2 separate regions of the Homo sapiens genome follow, and region 2 is linked to region 1. A link is an interaction called in ENCODE POLR2A ChIA-PET data of the cell type or tissue named here. Cell type or tissue: K562. All regions are shown on one strand. Each heading gives the region's core, and the rest is flanking DNA. Links, peaks and the distances in the headings are about the cores only. Region 1 overlaps MAST2 (microtubule associated serine/threonine kinase 2). Region 2 has its middle 7.8 kb from the start of AKR1A1.

Region 1 (4,391 bases), core at 272-4,271:
TTCCCAACCATAGCCAGCTCCATAAGTGCCTTCGGAAAGGATGACCAGTGCCCTCTCTGGGAATCAGTTACTTCTAGTGGAGGCAGAGGAGAGCTTGAGGATGAACTTTTGCTTTGACAGTGAGACCAGATATGGGGACTCCTAAGCACACTTCCCCTACTCCTCCATCCTTATTTCTAGAACTGGAACCAAGAGCAGATCACCTTTCTCATATCTGAAGCACTTGGTAGACTCTCCCCTCTTTTTCACCTTTTTCTTTCAAAAAAGAAGGGAAGAGTGATTGTTATTTGATATCCAAGTTTGATGCATATGAAGCAAAAAGCTGGACCTGTCTCTAAAACGTTTATTTCTTTTGGAGAATGTTTTAGCCTAAAACACAAGAGCTGTACTAATTGCTGCTATGCACAATTGACCCTTAAGCCCTCATTGAGCAACTTTTTTTTTTTTGAAAGAGTGTCACTGTCACCCAGGCTGGAGTGCAGTGGCGCAATCACGGCTCGCTGCAGCTTCAACCTCCCCAGGCTCAGATGATCCTCCCACCTCATTCTCCTAAGTAGACTGGGACTGCAGGGGCATGCCACCACCCTGTAGCAGGCTAATTTTTTGTAGAGAGGGGGTTTCATCATGTTTCCCAGGCTGGTCCCAAATTTCTGGGCTCAAGCGATCCATCTGCCTTGGCTTCCCAAAGTGCTAGGATTACAGGCGTGAACTGCCACACCCAGCCGAGCAACTTTTTATTAAAACCACAGTGACAAGGTTGGCCAACTTTTTCTGTAAAGAGCCCAACGTGGAGTAAATGTTTTAGTCTTTGAAGGCCATACAGAAGCAGGCCGTAGACCTGCTGACCCCATCCCCATTACTTGCAGCATTCTTCAGGTCTTCCCTGCTCAGTGTGCCTTTATTCCTGAATCTCGAGCAGGGAAAAGGAGTACATTTCCTCTCCCAACCTAGATACTACTATCACATTAATCCAAAGATGTCATTGGTCTTTGGCAACTGTTAAGTTTAAGATCTTTCTCTAATAAACATTCCCCTTCCCGGGCCAGGCGCAGTGGCTCACACCTGTAATCCTGGCACTTTGGGAGGCTGAGGCAGGCTGATCGCAAGGTCAGGAGATCGAGACCATCGTGGCTAACATGGTGAAACCCCGTCTCCACTAAAAATACAAAAAATTAGCTGGGCGTGGTGGTGGGCGCCTGTAGTCCCAGCGTCTCAGGAGGCTGAGGCAGGAGAATCGCTTGAACCCAGGAGGCGGAGATTGCCATGAGCCGAGATCACACCACTGCACTCCAGCCTGGGTGACAGAGCAAGACTATCTCAAAAAAAAAAAAAAAAAAAAAATCCCCTTTCCCATAACTCTTCACTCAAACAAGTGATTTTTTTAGAACCAAGGTAAGTCTCATCTGCAAATTTTAAGACTTAACTCATTGCTCCAGCTTATTAGGATTCTTTAAAATACCAGTTTTGCCCACTGTAGTTTACATTGCCTCACTAGTTTCATGTTAGCTATAGCTGGTAAGAATATTTTTTGCAACTTTGATCCAAATCATTTATTAAAATGGGGCCAAGAAATAACCCTGTGGAGACATCTCACTCGCTGTTTATAACTTCATGTATTATAGCATTCTATGAGAGAAAATGTGCACTGTTAGCAAAAAAGAAATGCTGATTTCTCACTTGTTTATTGAGCCTGTGACAACAGAGTTATCTCAGTGTGGTGCTTTAGCTTTGATTCTTAAATGGATTTAGATATTTAAACCTTGGCTCTGGGAGCAGTAGCTCAGGCCTATAATCTCAGCACTTTGAGAGGTCAAAGCAGGAGTTCCAAAAGACCAGCCTGGACAACACAGCAAGACCCTGTCACTTAAAAAAAAAATAGCTGGACATGGTGGCATGCACCTGCAGTTTCAGCTGCTTGGGAGGCTGAGGCATGAGGATCACTTGAGCCCAGAAGTTTGAGGCAGCAGTGAGCTATGATAACGCCACTGCACTCCAGCCAGGACAACAGAACAGAATCCTGTCTCTAAAAAAACAAACAGGCTGGGCGCGGTGGCTCACGCCTGTAATCCCAGCACTTTGGGAGGCCAAGGCGGGCAGATCACCTGAGGTCGGGAGTTCCAGACCAGCCTGACCAACGTGGAAAAACCCCATCTTTATTAAAAATACAAAATTACCCGGGCATGGTGGCACATGCCTGTAATCTCAACTACTCAGGAGGCTGAGGCAGGAGAGTCACTTGAACCTGGGAGGCGGAGGTTGCAGTGAGCCAAGATCGTGCCATTGCACTCCAGCCTGGGCAACAAGAGCGAAACTCTGTCTCAAAAAAAAAAAAAAAACCCCAGATCATTGATTAGTTTGGTAAATAGAACTTGGGCTGGCCCTGACTTGCCTGTTCTCTTTGTCAGTCTTGTCAGGTAATGGAGGGGGGAGTTCCCTGATCCTGGGACTGAATGGGTGCTTCAGCATTAGCTGCGCCTGTAGAAGTCCTGTGATAGCCGAGCACCCTCCCTCAGATGGCCTGTTGAGATTGGCAGTGCTGTTGTGAGGAATCCTCAGTCACTGAGCCATGTTTAGAATTCATGAGTGTTTTCAGGTCAAGCCTAATCTTCAGGTCCAGATGTAAAAGTAATTTTCTTCCCTGCTGGATTTTCTTGCCTGCTGGACATCAGGCCATAGTTGGTCTGCAGGCTGTAGTTTGCTAACCCCTGGCACAATACATTGGCCAGCTTGAGTGAGTCTGGGCACAGCCTTCACAGCCCCAGCAAAGGCACTTCTCCTCCAGATAGCAGCCAAAAGGAAACATTGCTGAGCTGCCCCCAGGGTGGCTCTCTCAAGATTGTGGAAGGGCGAACTTAAGAGGATGTTATTTGCAGCTGGGTACACCTAAAACATGTCCCAAGTGAGGAAGCATGATTTATTAACTACTTTTGCAGCTCTAAAATTCCATGAAGGTCTGGGCCCAACTCCCTGCACAACCCTTGAAGGACTCCAGTATATTGAATTCCTCAGGGCTGAGGGCTCTGAAGGGCTGGAGAAAAACAGGATCAAGCACAGGCAAGGCTAAGGGAGTAGGGGAAAGAAGACCTGCTTTGGGTTTATAGTGACTGGGAAGTTCCCTGACCATTTTCAGTCCTTCCCCATTCTTGGACTGCTCTGGGACATGTCTTTAATGCCACTTCTTAATGTTTTCCCCTCTAGTCATCATGCTCCTCACAGGAAAAGCTGCATCAGTTGCCTTTCCAGCCTACAGCTGATGAGCTGCACTTTTTGACGAAGCATTTCAGCACAGAGAGCGTACCAGATGAGGAAGGACGGCAGTCCCCAGCCATGCGGCCTCGCTCCCGGAGCCTCAGGTGAGGGTGCTCTCTGCCCACTGTTCCAGTGCATGTGGATTTCAGCTTGTTTGCATAACACAGAGGTGGGCACACTATGCTATAAGGGGCCAAGATAGTAAATATTTTTAGGCTTTATAGGCCATATATCTCTGTCACATTCCTCAACTCTGCTGTTGTAGTATGAAAGTATCCACAAATAATATATAAACTTTATTTACAAAAGAAAAAAAAAAAGTAGCAGGCCATAGTTAGTCTGCAGGCTGTAATTTGCTAACCCCTGGCATAATACATTGGCCAGCTTGAGTGAGTCAAGTTCAACAAAGCCCAAGCTATTTTTGGCTTCAGGTACAGCTCAACCCATCACCCCAGGAGGTATTTAACAATACTGTCAAGTGGTCCCTCTCTTTTTCTGTTTAAAGGTAGTTAGCAGCAGAAATATACTTTAGATTACATCTGGTAAAAGGAGAACAATGGTATCATCAATTCTGATGGTTATCTGGCTCCAGAACCCATTGGCCCTGGGTGTATGATCTAGGCCAGCTAAAAAAGTTGCTGCTGAAGACAGGTTGCTGGCGTGGGGAAGAAGCCCATTTCAAAAGCAGAATTAAATGTCCATTTGAATATGTCTTTATTCTGTGAATCACCTGGGCACATCTTCATCAAACCAAACTAACCTTAACAGCTGCTGATTAATTTTCGATTCTCTTTGGCATTAGCTGGTAAATCAGTGCCAGAATTTTAGGTTAAGGAAGGTGATGGAGATTAAAATGAACATGACTTTAATGACTGAGCTCAGTTTTGCAGGGTCCCTAAGAAGTAATTAATTGGCTAAGATGTGCAGGGTAGGATCCCAGAGGAGCAGCAGTTCCTCCCAGAAAGAATCCCCTCAGGTAATGCTGGCACTGCACCAGGAGTGACAGGGAGTAAGCTGGGCCAGACCACAATGACTGGTTCAGGTGTAGAGATTGATGAAGATGGTATCTGAGGCTCCAGTGCCTTTCTCTGTGTCACAGAGGAACACCTGAGTCTTGGTGTTCTCAACAACCCATACACAGA
Region 2 (4,391 bases), core at 206-4,205, 460 kb before region 1:
AATATCTTGTCTCCAACTGGACAAGAACACAGTCAAGCCAAGTAGCTTGGCTATAATTGGTCTATGACTAACATGGCAGCCTTATATCAAAGGCTTATTGCTAGAATCCCTAGAAAAAGAAATGAGGTAAAAGTACAGCAGGCGCCATGTCTGGCCACAAAGACGGCAAGAAGCCCCTGAAACAGCACAAGGAGCAGGCCGAGGAGATGAATGACTAAGATGACGCTTTTAAGCAGAAACAAAAAGAGAAGCAGGCCAGGCCAGGCATGGTTGCTCATGGTTGTAGTCCCAGCACTTTGGGAGGCTGAGGCTAGAAGATCACTTGAGTCCAGGAGTTCGAGACTAGCCTGGCCAAAATGGCAAAACCCTGTCTCTACCAAAAATTTTAAAAATTAGCCAAGTGTGCTGGTGTACACCTGTAGTCCCAGGACACCTATAGTCAGGAGGCTGAGGTGGGAGTATCACTTGAGCCCAGGAGATCAAGGCTGCAATGAACCATGATCACACCATTGTGAGATCCATGATCTAGCCTGGGTGACAGAGTGAGATCCTGTCTCAAAAAAAAAAAAAAAAAAAAGGGAAGCAAAAAACCAAACCAAAACAAAACAAAAGATAACATAAAAACAAAACAAAAGGAAGCAAAAAGCCAGGCATGGTGGCTCACATCTGTAATCCCAGCACTTTGGAAAGCCAAGGCAAGCAGATCACCTGAGGTCAGCAGTTCGAGACCAGCCAGACCAACATGGAGAAACCCTGTTTATACTAAAAAAAAATATATATATATATATACAAATACAAAAATTAGCCAGGCGTGGTGGTGCATGCCTGTAATCCTAGCTATTCTGGAGGCTGAGGCAGGAGAATCGCTTGAACCCGAGGGGCAGAGGTTGTGGTGAGCCAAGATCGCACTATTGCACTCCAGCCTGGGCAACAAGAGCAAAACTCCGTCTCAAAAAGAAAAAAAAAAAAAAAGGAAGCAAAAGAAACTCAAGAGCTAAAAAATGGAGGTCTCAGGGACGGGCCTGGCTGAGGTGGGAAGATCACTTGAGGCGGGAAGTTCAAGACCAGCCTGGGCAACATAGAGAGACACTGTCTCTACAAAAAAGTGAAAAAATTAGCAACGCATAGTGGTGCGTGCCTATAGCCCTAGTTACTCAGAAGACTGAGGTAAGAGGATCCCTTGAGGCCTGGAGTTTGAGATTACATTGAGCTATGATTATACCACTGCACTCCAGCCTGCACAATAGAGCAAGAATAAACTTTTGGCTGGGCATTGTAGCTCATGCCTGTAATCCCAGCACTTTGGGAGGCTGAGGTGAGTAGATCATGAGGTCAGGAGTTCAAGACCAGCCTGATCAATATGGTGAAACCCCGTCTCTAATAAAAATACAAAAAAAATTAGCTGAGCCTTGTGTCAGGCACCTGTAATCCCAGCTACTCAGGAGGCTGAGGTAGGAGAATTGCTTGAACCTGGGAGGCAGAGTTTGCAGTGAGCCAAGATCGCGCCATTGCACTCTGGGTGTGCAAAGGAGAGTCTCTGGAGCAAGACTCCGGAGCAAGACTCCATGTTAAAAAAAAAAAAAAAAAAAAGAATAAACCTTTAAAGAAAAAAAAGAAAAATCATACAGTGGCTTATCATCTCCCAGCCCAGAATCCTACCAGAGTTGGCCCTTTGGTCTTTGTTCTACTCTAAATTATGTATCACCTGGAATTAAACCAACTGATTTAAAAAAAGAAGAAGAAAAAAAGAAAGGAAATCAGGTTCTTAAAGCCCAGCACTAGTAGAGCTCAGACAAGTTACCTTTTTATCCTAATGAAGTAGGAAGGGCACCACTATGTACCTAGCACCCAGGAATGTTTAACCTTTACTCACGTTCTGCCTGGAGAAGGAAGCCAGGCTGCAATGCAGGGATCTGGCTCCTGAACTCTGTCAAGGCTGAGGCAGGGCTGGATAAGAAATCTCTACCCCCATGTCAGGCTTGTGACCAGCCTCCTCCCTCATCTTGCACAACCTTGATCCAGGGGCAGGAACTGATACACTGGCCTTTGGAAGCCGTAGGACTTTGAACTTCGTTGAACTTCGGAGCTGAAGGGCTGAACAGAGCTGGTGCCAAACCCACTTTTAGTAACCCCATAGTTTTTTTTTCCCCCCACTTAACAACATATCAAAGACATTTTTTCCACAACAATACTTACATATTTACTTTATCCTTGTTGTGTCTGTATTTATCACATGGATGCACAACAATTTATTTTGGATATTCCCTTCCTACAAATATTTACGTAATATGTTTTAATTTTTTTATATTAAAAATATATTTTAAAAATAGAGACAGGGTCTCGCTATGTTGCCCGGGCTGGTCTCAAACTGCTGGCCCCAAGCAATCCTCCAATCTTGGCCTCCCAAAGTGCTGGGATTACAGGCGTGAGCCACCACGCTCAGCTGATTTGGGTAATCTAAACAACACAGTAAACAGCCTTGTCCCTTTTCTATTATTTCCTAAAACTAAGTTCCTTACAATTGCTGAATCAGAAGGGATGGACATTTAACATTTTCATATATATTATCAAATTGCCTTATATATATGTTTTCTTTTTCTTTCTCCTACTTGTATTTTGAAGTATATATATTTAAATTTGTAATACTTTTTTTTTTTTTTTTTTTTTTTTTTTAGAGACAGGGTCTTGCTTTGTCATCCAGGCTGGAGTGCAGTGGCACAATCATAGCTAACTGTAACCTCAAACTCCTGGGCTTCAGTGATCCTCCCACCTCAGCCTCCATTGTAGCTAGGACTACAGGTGCACAACACCTCTATTTTTGTAGAGACAGGGTCTCAGTATGCTGCCCTGGCCTCATGTGATCCTCCCACCCAGCCTATGCTCCCTTCTTATCAAACCACATGTAGTTCCTGGAATGTAACATCCTGCTTCATTCCTCCACAACTTGGCACATATCAATTCCTCTGCTCAGACTACCATTCTCCAGCTTCCTTTAACTCCCTTCCCAACAACAGTCTATTTTTCCAAAAAACTCCTGGCACATGGTAGATATCATTAAATATTGGTCAGTCGAATGAATAAATCAATCACTTCTACCCACTTTTAGCACAGAGCAGCCTCTGTGGGTGACATGTGCAACAGAAGACCGTAAAATTAGGAAATGCAGTTGACAGGGGAAATCCGCACCGCCATATGACAGGCTGTCTGCTTCCGTCAGCGGTTATTCCCTTGCCTGCCTGCCCTAGCCCACACCACTTCCTCCTCTTCCCCCCACCCCCGACTTTCCAGTCCCAGTCCATTGGTTTCAGTTGGCTGCAGCCTCCTTTCCACCACTTCACTGCAGCATTGATCTTTGTAACTGCCATAATAGAACTGATTCCTACCCTGATATAACTATAGCTTCTATGCCAACAGCTGTAGCTCTACATAATCATGTGTGTGCATGTACAGGTGTAAGTGTGCTTGCATGGGTGCATGAGTGTATATGTGCGCATGCATGAGAGAGAAAGAGACTGCAACCCTGTGCAGAGTCCTCCTCCTCTATTCTGGAGTTCTGTCTCTGTCAGGGATGGGTGGCAGTTTGTAGTAGTTTCACTTGAAGGGGTAGGAGAAGAGGGAACAGTTTTCCTATTTCAACCTAGCTTGCAGCAGCCTATTTTGAATATAAATAATAATCATTACCACTCATTAAATCTCTATGTACCACCAGGCACTTTACATCCATTGTTTCATTTAATCCCCAAACAACTCAAAAAAGTAAGCATGGCCAGCTTGGTGGCTCATGCCTATAACTGCAGCACTTTTGGGAGGCCAAGGTGGGAGGATCGCTTGAGCCCAGGAGTTTGAGATCACCTGGGCAAATATAGTAAGACCTCGTCTCTACAAAAAATAAACAAAATTAGCTGAGCACGGTGGTGGACAGTTGTAGTCCCAGCTACTTGGGAGGCTGAGGTGGGAGGATTGTTTGAGCCTGGGAAGTCAACACTGCAGTGAGCCGTGATCATGCCACTGCACTCTAGCCTAGATGATAGAGTAAGACTCTGTCTCAAAAAATAAATAACATATATTTAAGAAATTAAGAATTTTGCTTTGGTGCATAATCAGGAAAAAAGCAATAAATGGTTCTGAGGACCAAGTCACTCTGGTGGGATTGGGGATTGGAGCTCAGATCCCAAAAGATGAGGTAGCTGACTGCATAATGCAGTCCCCAGGGCCTGGTGCCAGCCTTGCTGGCTCTCAGCAGCCACTTGAATGGGACCACAGGATTTGAGGGGCCTGAGAGGGAGAATAATGCCTCAGTGCACAGGCCCAGGGCCATTTCCAGTAGCTACCTGTGTAGGGACTTTCACTACTTGGGGGAAATGAGTCAGGTCTTGTGAAGTTGGTTTCAG

What was found. ChIA-PET counts read pairs that join two places held together with the same protein. Peaks named below come from ENCODE experiments on the same cell type or tissue, not always from the same donor. Only the 100,000 strongest peaks of a DNase experiment are listed, where the experiment ranks them.
Region 2: POLR2A ChIA-PET joins it to region 1 with 7 read pairs; 2 of 35 experiments call an interaction of 5 or more read pairs at or near these places.

Annotation. Positions count from the first base shown.
Region 1 is chr1:46,003,043-46,007,433 of GRCh38, forward strand. It overlaps MAST2 (microtubule associated serine/threonine kinase 2), which reads left to right. Exons shown (of 29, transcript NM_015112.3): 8 at 3,199-3,353. Among named protein-coding and RNA genes, the nearest start is that of PIK3R3, 130 kb to the right of the region's middle. In K562, for the core only: no CTCF peak of the experiment used is centred there; no DNase peak of the experiment used is centred there.
Region 2 is chr1:45,540,804-45,545,194 of GRCh38, forward strand. No RefSeq gene overlaps it. Among named protein-coding and RNA genes, the nearest start is that of AKR1A1, 7.8 kb to the right of the region's middle. RefSeq lists enhancers at 2,888-3,037, 3,058-3,107 and a silencer at 4,164-4,213. In K562, for the core only: no CTCF peak of the experiment used is centred there; a DNase peak (open chromatin) is centred at 1,978.